2 separate regions of the Homo sapiens genome follow, and region 1 is linked to region 2. The links are chromatin contacts, found by Hi-C or POLR2A ChIA-PET in ENCODE. All regions are on one chromosome and are shown on one strand. The core of a region is the stretch at or near the end of the contact, and the rest is flanking DNA. Distances in the headings are between cores, read along the strand shown.

Region 1 (5,898 bases), core at 2,799-5,298, 470 kb before region 2:
ACATTTGTCAGCTTATTAGCATACAAAAAGATATTTATCCGATTCCAAAGACTTTTGGAGTTTTATGCTAGGAAACCTGAGGAAGACCAAATCTCACAATATCACAGTTCCCTTCAACTGAGCTCTCAAACCTAACTAGTATAAGGAATAACCAAAAAATTACAAGTAAAAAAATCTGAATTTGAGGTAGGGGACAATAGCAGACTCTCACCGAATCTTACTGCAGAAAGGGTGTCCGTCTGACATGTGTCTTTCATGTGACCTATATTGGTTGGTTATAGTGGTTTCTGGACCAAAAATCAGTGTGCATGGTCTGGAAACTGGAAAGACTTTCCCAGAACATCTGGGATATGTGGTTACCACAGGCAGGGAGGGAATCTTTGGTTAAGACCACATTTTCCAGGTTTTAAATTCCCCTCTGAAAAGTGGGTGTCATCAGGAAATATGTTCAGGATGTTGATGAACTGGAATTCTGGGACATTTGAATGGGAAGAAGGGGACTGGAAAACTGGAAATTGGAGTTGCCATAAACAATGCATGCTGTACAATAAGCATGCTTAGGCAGTACAGGGTAGACACTGCACAACTGGGACACCTTAGTCTCCACTGTCACAGGTTCTGTACAGTAAAAATCCAATGATAATGGAACAAAAACGAGAGAGGCTGGGAGCTAGCTCAGCTGAGGAGGAAAAGGGAGACATAGCAAGTGACATGGGTTGCCACACTGTCTTGTTGGAAGGGAGTTCCCAGAACATCAGGCACACCCACATTTAAATGTAAGTACAAAGCACATTTGAGAGCCAGATAAAATGCCTTTGTTATTCTTTCCCATTTGCATGAAAAATCAAAAATTGCCTATAAGTTGTTAAAAAGACACCACCTTCCCCAGCCAGCAGCCCTGCTATGCTCCAAGGGCAGAACAGGCTGGCTGCATTTTAAAATATGGGGGAAGAGGGCACTGAAAGTTAAAGGTAGTTACAGCCCTGTTCTCCTTTGGGGAGCCGGGCTGGTTGCAAACAAGCCTTGGGGGTCCCTGGGTGACCCAGCACAAATTCAACAGCAGCAGAATGGGGAGCGACCAATGTCTATGTAGGCAAGAATACGGAAGGAAGAGGAGAATGGATGGTCAAGAGTCTGATGATAGATTTTGACTTGTGTAGTATTAAGTAGCTGAGCTTTAGAAAAGCAATTAAGCTTAACTCAAAACCGTGGCCACACAGGGCCAACTCTTCCTCCCAGGTTTGTCCATCATACAGCCTGTTCTTGCTAACAAGGCGATAATGAGGTGCCAAGTTGGTTTCCATGACCAGAGTAAGACAAGGTTGGTTTTGTTTTTCCCAGAGAAGTCAGCTCTATTTTCTAAAATTGCATTCTGGGCAGGAGGGAGCTCTTAGTAGAGATTCCCCTTTGCCACTGAAAGGACACGTGAGGAAGGGCTTTCCAACTAGGAAAGCCAGCCATGCTGGGTATTTGCAGGTCAGCCATGGGAAACCTGTCCTTTTCAGAGTATGGCCCAGGTTACAGACGTTAACCCATTCAGATTCCTCAAAAAATAAGAAAACTAACCAGGTTTTCTTCTTAATTTTTGCTTTGACTAGGAAATTTTCATCATTCCCAACTTTAGTCAACCTTGAGTAGAAGTGATTTCACATGAATCATCAGAGCTGAGCACCTGCTTTCATCCAAACACCCTAGACAAAGAAGAAAAAACACATCATACTATTTTTAAAGCCCTAAAATTCTTAGCCTGCAATAGTTAATAACCTGAAATTGAGGTGCATATAGTAGTGATCATATTTCTGAACCAAAAATTGGGGTGCATGATCTGACACCCCTGGAAGCTGGAACTGATGTCTCCTGCTGTCTTCCCACTCCTTAGTTTGTCACTTTTATATCACTCAGCACATCCTGTGCCTTGGGTTAAAAATAATTGCGTGCGTGCCTTTCTACTCCACCAGACATAAGTTCCACAAGAGAAAGGAGTGTGTCTTGGAGAATCTTGTATTTCCTCAGCACACTGCCTCCCACTTTATGGGCACAAAGTAATTGCCGTGAACAAAATGAAGAAGGAAGATAAGGGGTATGGCTCATCAGAATCTGGTGGCTTTGAGGCAATATGGACACCTCTTTTATGAGTACCCAATTCTGTGGAGAAAAACCCACAAACAGCTCAAAAAGGACAATCTAAATACACCCAAGAAGCAAATAAAACTAAACCTACAAGCAGGTACAAAGTCACCTTCCTAGGTCACTATCTACAATTTCCCACTCCAATGCAGGAGCTTCAGTACACTCTTTCTCTGTCTAAGTTCAGGTTTTTAAATTGAGTGGATAATCCCTGCAGTAGGCTGAATAATAAAAATGTTCACATTCTAACCCACAGAGGCTGTGAATATGTTATCTTACATGGTAAAGGGGACTTTGCAGACATGATTGAATTAAAGATCTTGATTATCTGAATTTCTGAATTTAATTTGGTATGCCCAATGTAATCACAAGAGTCCTTCTAAGACGGAAGCAGGAGGATCAGAGTCAGCGAGAAGATATAAGGATGGAAACAGAAGTCAGAGAGGAGAGAAGATGCTTTGCTGCTGGCTTTGAAGATGGAGGAAGGGGCCATGAGCCAAAGAAATGCAGGAAGCCTCTTAGAAACTAGAAAAGACCAGGAAACAGATTGTCCCTTAGAGCCTCCAGAAGGAACTAACACCTTGACCGTAGTCCAGTGAGGCTGGTTTTGGACTTATGGCCTCCAGAACTGTAAGATAATACATGTATGTTATTATAAGCCATTAAATTTGTGGCAATTTGTTACAGCAGCAATAGAAAACCAACACAATTCCCAAGACAATTAGATGCAAAAGTGGCTTCCACTAGAGAGGCGGTGGTAGGTGTAGGGGCTGACTGGACCTTGCTGGTATGAATTGATCCCCCCAGAGTACAGACCATCTGACCAAACATCCAAAGACCCTCTGGGAATGTAGTCAGGGGCCAATTCTGCACAAATAGGGGCCCAAGCAACGTGTCTCAGACCTGGCCAGTCCAAGAACCACATCCCTCTGGCAACAGTGATTGGCTCATGGGGGAACACTCTCGGATACTTTGTTAGAGCTATCAGGCATGATTCTCTGTCATGCCATGGTTGCTAAATTGTTGTTAAGCCATCACTTAATGACAGCCTGCTTGAGAATAAAGCCAACTCAGAAGATGCTGGCCTGAAGACAGAGGTACAGGCAGCTCCTTGATGACTTCCTAGGAATGCCTTGAGCCAGCTTCTCCTGAATCCACCCTGTACTTTGCTGGACATGAAGCAATGCATTTCCTTTATTTGCTTAAAGAAAGCCAACCTACGTAAACCACGGGCATTTAACCATCTTTTAAAGACGGTTCCTGTCTGTGGCCCACATTGACTTGAAGGTTCCTGGTCACCCTCCAGTTTCCTCTGCAGGAGTGGACTGACTGTGAGGACCCAGTAGTTGGAGCTACAGGGTCACTATCATCATCATAGGGAGAAAAGAGGATTAGAAGATAAGGAGTGGGCAACTGCTGAGAGAGGAGGCAGCAGGCATGGGGATGGGATTTGAGGGATCCAAGAGAGTCTTAACATCTGGTTGGTGAACCAGGACTTAAAGGGCTGTGGAATAACAAGGACACAGCTGAAGTGCAGTAGAGTGAATGTGCGTAGATGTATCAGCAGGCTCTCTCCTGGTAATGTCCAGCCATCCAGAAGCAGGAGCCAAGAACCACAGCCCAGAGCATGGTAGTGCCTAAACTCATGCACCGGCCACATCTGCAATAAGCACAATATCTTCCAAGATAACCAGTTCAGGAATTTAAATTCACTTCCAGTGCAACTGGCTGAGTGGTGAATGCGCCATTTCTTCTTTTGTGCTAAAATATAGAAAGTAATCGAGGTGAGAGGGCTGATGACCAGGCAAGAAAATATTTTCTAGGTATGACCACACTATAAAGGTGTGGCCAAATAAATGCAACGCTGAAGGTCAGATCTTTAGAGCAGAGTTGAGAATTTATGATCTTTCCATGTCTTTATGACACATTCTGCTAGTGTCAACACAGGAGAGACTTAAAGCAAAGAGAGGATTAATGTCAACTTAACTAACAAGAACTACATTATAGTTTTCCTTCCTTCTGAACCATTTTTCTTTAAAACATTCCTTATTTATGGTATTTTGGTGGGAATTTCTTTTTAATATTTATCTTTCCTAGATCAAAAATTCTCAACTCTGCTATAATGCTTTCAGAAGCTAGGTCAGAATATGAACTAGAGAGGGACATTCCTGAATGTCAGGTTACAAAGGTGACAATGACAACACAACAGTCATATTGGGGCTAAAGTTCAAACTCTAGCTAGTGATCACACTTTAAGAGTGAGCTGAGGCCTTACAGACAATTTAGTTTAACTCACTCATTCTACAGACAAAAACAAAACAAAACAAACAAAAAGAAAACAACAAAAAACAAACAAACAAAAAACCGCAAAAGCCAATGAAGTTGGCGTCCTCTGTGAAACCGCCTAAGTCACACACCGAGACAGAGAAGAGCTGGGACTGGAATGCAGGCTGCCTCTGTCCTCAGGGCTGATGGAGGTAGCTGTGGTCGGATACACGCCTATCAACATATACCAGATGAATTCTCTCTTTGCAAGGAGAAGATGAGGCCACACACCTTTTGGATAGTGCTCTTTCTTGATAACAATAGGGCTGCTGGGTCTTCACTAGCTTGGCCTCTGTGACTAATTTCGAGACTACTGGGTCAATGCTGCTATTCTGTGTTTGGGCCTTAGCCATGACATTACCATATGATGATTCATATCACCATGACACCTCTTGGAATGATTCATAACAGCAATATAATCCTATCATCTCTCTTTTGTTTTGTGTTTTTCAGTTGGTGTGTTAATGAGTGTTCTCACTTCATTAGCTGTCTCATCTCCAGAACAGCCATATGGACAGCTAAGTCAAATATGACCATTTCCAGTCTATAGTAAGAAGACTGAGACCAAGAAAGATCAGATGAACCGTGTGAGGTCATCCAGTGAATAAGGGACTTGACTGGGACTTGAAGGAGGGTTTTTAAACTGTAAGGCCAATATTCTATCCTCTGTTTACACGTTCATTAAAGGGAGCTCCAAAAACCACATTTCTGGGCCTACTTCCTTTGGGCCAGTTAAACATGAGTTTGGGTTAGTTAAACATGAGTTTAACTAACATGTTTGGTATCAGATCCCCGGGCTTTCAGTCCACTGTGCTCCGTACGTCGCTTATCAGGCAGAGCACAGTCTCAGAACCAGGGGACTATGCAGTCACAATGGGGCAGCTGGTGGGTTTAGAACTGACACGAGAGGCCTGCCTTTCATGCTGGACTTATTAGAACGGCTCAAAACCTGCCAAAGAGAACTGATCCTGCAGCAAATGCAGAGAAAATGATACACATTCTGCTAGTGTCATCACAGGAAAGACTTAAAGCAGAGGATTAATGTCAACTTAACTAACGAGTCCCATAGTATAGTTTTCTTTCCATCCTTCTGAACCATTTTTATTTCTTTGAAAATATTCTTTATTTTTATAAAATGAGGGTATGGTATTATAGGTGAGAATTTATTTTTAATATCCATATTTGGTTTTTTTTGAAAATTTTAAAATACAGAAATATGAAGAGGAAAACAAACACTTATGAATTCAGTGCCCATTATCCAAAATGAATAAATGCTACTGTAATGGTCATTTTGCTTCAAAATTTTTTAATAAAAGAATATTTGACAGATAAAGCTGAAGCCCCCTTTGAGACTCTGCTAAGTTCAATCCCACCTTCATCTCCCCAGTGACATCCACATGTGGTGTGTCTATCTGTCTGTGTATCTGCCTGTATCTATATATAGAA
Region 2 (5,850 bases), core at 2,643-5,142:
GGGAGGCTGAGGGGGGGTGGATTACCTGAGGTCAGGAGTTCAAGACCAGCCTGGCCAACATGGTGAAACTCCGTCTCTACTAAAAGTATAAAAATTAGCCAGGCGTGGTGGCAAATGCCTGTAATCTGAGCTACTCAGGAGGCTGAGACAGGAGAATGGCTTGAACCCAGGAGGTGGAGGTTGTAGTAAGCCAAGATTGTGCCACTGCACTCCAGCCTGGGCGACAGAGAGAGACTCCATCTCAAAAAACAAACAAACAAACAAACAAACAAACAAACAAACAAAGCCTGACATTTCTTATCCTGTAAAGCCTTAGACTATAATCTTTTTCAACCTGAAGAAATTCTCGTTTTCCGTTTTTAGTGGCATATTTTTGTTTTTTAGTGGTACAGTCTTCTGTTCCTCAATGGTACGTGTAAAATACAGAATAATTGAAATGCACATCCTAAGGCTAGCAGTGCAATACAAATTTAAGCAAACAATTCAGGATTGCTATGACTGATGAACATCTGAAGACCTGCGCTGACCAACACCATTTTCAGGTTGTTTTCCATCAACTTTAAATGGATGATGCCACCTAAGCTTCATCCCAGGATATATGTGTTCCATGTACTGTATCCAAAAACACTCAATAAGCACAAAAAGGCAAGTAGCTTGTCCTGCAGCAAATTATGCAAAGATTCAAATCACTTATTAGGACTAAAGAAAGGAGCATAAAACAATTACTATGATTATGTACACAACTCTAATTCATCACCTTTGGCATTTGGTCAAGATAGAAAAAACGCGGCCAAATCTGGGGCTACTTTTAGTCAGGAAATGATACAATAAAAGCTGAGATAAAGAATGCAGTCTCTGCCCCAGGGAGGTGGCTCACCCTGTAATTCCAGCACTTTGGGAAGACAAGGTGGGCAGATCACTTGAGCCCAGGAGTTTGAGACCAACCTGGGCAACATAGCGAAACTCTGTCTCTAGCAAAAAACAAATAATACAAAAATTAGCCGGGCATGGTGGTGTATGCCTGTAGTCCCAGCTACTAGGGAGGCTGAGGCAGGAGGTTTGCTTGAGTCTGGGAGGCAGAGGTTGCAGCGAGCTGAGATTAAACCACTACACTCCAGCCTGGGCAACAGAGTAAGACCCAGTCTCAAAAAAAAAAAAAAAAAAAAAAAACCTATTTGACCAACATGTATTACTTTATTGCATATTCTTCTGCTTTACAGTGGGCTGGCACATTTCCAAAGAGCTATACTTAATTTTTTTTTTTTTAATTTAGGCCAGGCGCTGTGGCTCAAGCCTGTAATCTCAGCACTTTGGGAGGCTGAGGCGGGCGGACTGCCTGAGGTCAGGAGTTCGAGACCAGTCTGGCGAACATGGTGAAACCCCATTTCTACTAAAAATACAAAAAAATTAGCCAGGCGTGGTGGCGCACATCTGTAATCCCAGCTACTTGGGAGGCTGAGGCAAGGGAATTGCTTGAACCAGGGAGGTGGAGGTTGCAGTGAGCTGAGACTGCACCACTACACTTCAACCTGGGTGACAGAGGGAGAATCCATCTAAAAAAAAATTAATTTTTTAAAATTTGTGACAGGATCTCACTATGTTGCCCGAGCTGGAATGCAGCGGCTATTCACAGGCACAGTCAGTGTGTGCTGCAGCCTCAAACTTCTGGATGCCCTTCTCAGCCTTCCAAGTAGCTGGGTGCCATCATGCCATACTTTAATTTTCTTTAGTAGAAAGGAAATAGCTGTATATTCTGATGACAATTTGGAGCCTTTACATTTTATTTATTTACTGTCTTTCAATAAAATAAATATCACGTTTCAAAACTAAAGGTTTAAGATACTTTTTTTTAAATAAACATGATTAAGTTTGAATGCAAATGTTTTAAGAAAAATCAGACACTGAAAGTAAATTTTGACACTTCAAAGGAAATAGTAATTCAGAAAGCCTATTTGAAGTATTGCTCTTAGTTTTGTCTGCTCCAGTTTTGTCTGGAGCAACACCGCATACAATTGTGAAAATTAAATGAACCTGTGTAAAGTGCTTAGAATGGTATCTGGCACATACAAACTGTTATTTCTTTGTGAAAATTAAAATTCAATATAGCTTTTCTTTATAAATGAATGTTGCATAGATAAAAACAATCCTAAAAACAATCCTGAAAAAATTATTAAGATGGTATAGAAATCTATGATGGAACTTATAATGAATATTTGCCTATTTTCTGATCTATGGGGTTCAGGAAAAGTTCTCATTTAAGAGATTTTTACACAATAAGGTTGACTTTATATTCAAGGAAGTTCCTCCTCGCATCGGTTCTTAAAACACACAATTACAATAACAGAAGTTCTCTAAAACTACATTTTATTTTAAACGAATATTTATTTAAAAGCACATGCTTTCTGTTTTGTCTGCCTTCTTAATTCTAGCTACACACTGCTGCCCTCTGCTGCAATTTCAATCTTTCACACTCACAAACCCGACCTAGTTTCCATCTATACAGGTTATCTGACTCACTGCAAGGGTTATGTGTGTGTGTGTAGAGAACAAAAGGGAAGGCTCCTTGAAAAGAAAACTAGGAACTAAAGATGTTGGCACAGTTCAAAAGAGCCCATCTGAGAAGTGGGCCTTTTTTTTTTTTTTTGAGACGGAGTTTCACTCTTGCTGCCCAGGCTGGAGTGCAATGGCACGATCTCGGCTCACCGCAACCGCCGCCTCCAGGTTCAAGCGATTCTCCTGCCTCAGCCACCCGAGCAGCTGGGATTACAGGAATGCACCAACATGCTCGGCTTTTTGTTGTTGTTGTTGTTGTTGGTTTTTTTTTTTTGTATTTTTAGTAGAGACGGGGTTTCTCCACGTGGTCGAGCTGGTCTCGAACTCCTGACCTCAGGTGATCCGCGAGAAGTGGGCCTTTTTATGGATCCAGCAACAAACTCCCAACCTCCCAGGAAAGGTTGCTTCCTGTCATCTATATAAAACTTTGTGTCTCAGGCCTTTATTGCTTTTTTAATTGAAATAAATTATATATATATGGTTTAAAAAAAAAAGAAAAGGAAAAAGGGTAAACAGCAAAGAGGGTAATCAATAAAACATTTGGCTTCCACTCCAAACCTCTGAACAGTTTTGTGTATCCGTCCAGAAAGCGTATATATTATTACAAACATACACAAGGGGCATTTCTTTTTGAACACAAATGTGAGTATTCCTACCACTCTTTACCATTCTAGACTAACTTGGACGTTGTTCCCTATCAGGCGAGATTAACCCAACTAAATTAAAACCAAGTAGGTTTTAACAAAACAGATTTTAAAGAAATCAATCTTCTCTCCAATAGGTTATTTCTGTCACGATTTAATTAGCTTTCTGTTACTACTAAGGCTTGTATCATATAAAGTAGTGGTTCTCAGGCTGGGCGCGGTGGCTCACGCCTGTAATCCTAGCATTTTGGGATGCCGATGCAGGAGGATAGCTTGAGCCCAGGAGCTGGAGACCAGCCAGGGCAACGTAAAGAGAGCCCCCACCAACACCCCCCGCCACCCACCACCACCGCCCCGGAAAAGCAGTGGTTCTCAAACGTCAGCGGACATTGGTATCATCTGGTGAGCTTATTAAAACAAGAGTCTCTGGATTCAGGAGGTCTGGGGTGGGGCTTGAGAATTTGCATTTCCAATAAATTCCAAGCCGGAACTCCAGGAAGATAACCTGCATTCCGCGCCTGGCGAAGCCCAGCTACGCCATTTCCTTCCTAGGCCCCGCCTACTTCGTGTCCCTGACAGCCAGGGACTGGCTAGAGGGCGCGCGGAGTCACGTGAGTCGAGCGACCTCGCGCGAGAGTTTGTATTTCTCGCGAGACTTCACCGTCTCTGTCTTTTCCTCCTTCCAGTGCCCGGCGTTCCTCCCTTCCCCCTCGCCGCCGACCGAGTTCTTCCTTTTCAGACCGGGTCGCCTTGCTGTCGTCGCGGTGATTTTCCTGCTACTGCTACTGCTGCTGCTGCCACCGCCACTACCACTGGGCTCATTTGCCCCGACCCCTTCCCGCCGCCCCGCCCCCAGCCCCACACAAGGTAACAACCCCCCTGAGGGAGAGAGTAAGGCCTGGCCGGGCCCGGGTCCCTCCCGAGGTGAAGCGGAGGCCCAAGGCTGAGGAGCCCGCCTCGCCGGAGACGCCCAGGCGCTGGCCCTGGATCCCGGAGCCACGGCCGTCTCTCAGCCAGAGCTGAGCCTCGGCGGCCCGGCCGGCGCTGGCCTCCGTGCGGCGGCGGCAAACACGGCCCGCAGGGGACCGGGTCGGGTGGGGCTGGGCGCCGCGCGGCTCCCTGTGGAGCCTGCCTGTTGGAGCGCGGCGGGGCTCCGGCGGTGGTCTTGGAGCTGGCGTGTGGATTTCCACGTCCGAATGATCGAGTTGTGGCGGGCTTTGAGGTGCTGCGTGGCGGGGAGGAGAGCAGCCTGGGTCGCTGTAACTCTTAGGGGGCCTTTGCAGGCTCCCAGCCTTTGGTTGGACGGGAATTTTACGAAGGAGAAGGGTCCTCGGAAACGTGGTACATTTGCTTATAAACCATCAAAAAAGGTTAATTGGTATCTTATTTTCAGGAAAATGACTGAGCTGGATTTGGCGAAAGGCACATTCGTTAGAATGCCTAAATGGGAGAGTACCTGTGCTGTTCTTTTTGCTGAAGATAATGCACCGATAAATATTTAAGCGACTGGGCGAAAGATTTTTGTTTTGGAGAGGCACTTTTAAATACACTCTTAATTGAATAGTTCAAGTAAAGATCGTAGTTTGTGTAGTTAATTTAAAAACGCACTTGTTTGGCTTTGGAAGCATACTGTAGTGCTTAAAAATAAGTATTTGGATTGTTTTTGAAAGTTTCGACTTTTCCAACAGAGTAGTGCTTTTTAAAAAGATAACACTGATTATTGAGCCGAATTCAGCACCTACCCTGTGGATAGGAGTTAAAAGAAAATTAGAAATTTCTTTGTATCTGTATGCTTTTTTAAAGTATGGAATGTATCTCAAGTTTATAATCCTCAGAATCTGTTGCCTTTAAGTTTGTGGTTTAGCTGAAGTCTAAACTGAGAGTAAAGGTAATGGTGGTAAATTAAGCTGCAGTGTTAGAAGGAGTTAGAGGCAAAAACTGGTAATTCAGGCAGACAGGGGAGTTAGTTTTTTATGCCTTGATTTTTGGTTTAGTTTTCATGGTCTAACCCTTTTTATTTTCCCTAGATGTCAGAGGATTTAGCAAAGCAGCTGGCAAGCTACAAAGCTCAGCTCCAGCAAGTTGAAGCTGCATTATCTGGAAATGGAGAAAATGAAGATTTGCTAAAATTGAAGAAAGATTTACAAGTAAGTATGGGTAGACAATTGTACTTTTTCTCTGTTTTTCAAATTATTGCTTGAATCCCTAAGTACCCAAAGCGCCTTTTGAGGGGTTACACCCCACCCTATGTATATATGTAAATTCTGTAGGTACCATTGCTTGTAGAAGTAGGGTTGCTTCCCCAGTTCTCAGGTTTCTGTACATCAGAGTGAAATATTGTTCTTTGTTATATAAATCTTGTGTGCTTACATAATTTTTAAAAACTAAAGTTGATAGAAATTTCCAAGTCTGTCAGATTTTCAAGACGAGAGGTACATGTAACTTCACAATGAAAAACGCTTTTAGTTTTTAAGACCTGGCAAATGAAATTTAGTTCAAAAAGTAACAAAGATTGAAGGAGAAAAATAGAACCTTAAGATTCTTTTTAATACCACAAGATTCTTTGAAAATGCGTGCCTTTTTTTTTTCCCCAAAGCTAGTGGATTACATTTTGTATTGAAAACACACCACAAAAATGCCTAAAGAGAGACAA

Evidence for each region. A loop is a pair of places that touch in the nucleus more often than their neighbours do. ChIA-PET counts read pairs that join two places held with the same protein, here RNA polymerase II (POLR2A). Pooled maps may share reads with other maps.
Region 1: a loop to region 2 is called in a pooled map, with 9 times the contacts of the local background. The contact joins the enhancer-like site here to the promoter of SMNDC1 in region 2. A Hi-C loop is called at or near these places in 1 of 168 maps with a recorded cell type or tissue (K562), 1 of 37 single-sample maps with no recorded cell type and 7 of 50 pooled maps. POLR2A ChIA-PET finds 5 or more read pairs at or near these places in 2 of 52 experiments (GM12878 and HCT116).

The regions. Positions count from the first base shown.
Region 1 is chr10:110,773,246-110,779,143 of GRCh38, reverse strand. All of the region lies in intron 1 of RBM20 (RNA binding motif protein 20), which reads right to left. Among named protein-coding and RNA genes, the nearest start is that of PDCD4-AS1, 95 kb to the left of the region's middle. RefSeq lists enhancers at 4,382-4,571, 3,462-4,661. Within about 2 kb of position 4,048, at least 4 of the 41 ENCODE cell types and tissues checked have a DNase peak (open chromatin) inside an H3K27ac peak, as active enhancers do; they include HCT116, where a contact is called at or near this core.
Region 2 is chr10:110,302,962-110,308,811 of GRCh38, reverse strand. SMNDC1 (survival motor neuron domain containing 1) reads left to right here and starts at 3,892. Exons shown (of 6, transcript NM_005871.4): 1 at 3,892-4,064; 2 at 5,225-5,344. The coding sequence starts at 5,225. RefSeq lists a silencer at 4,061-4,380.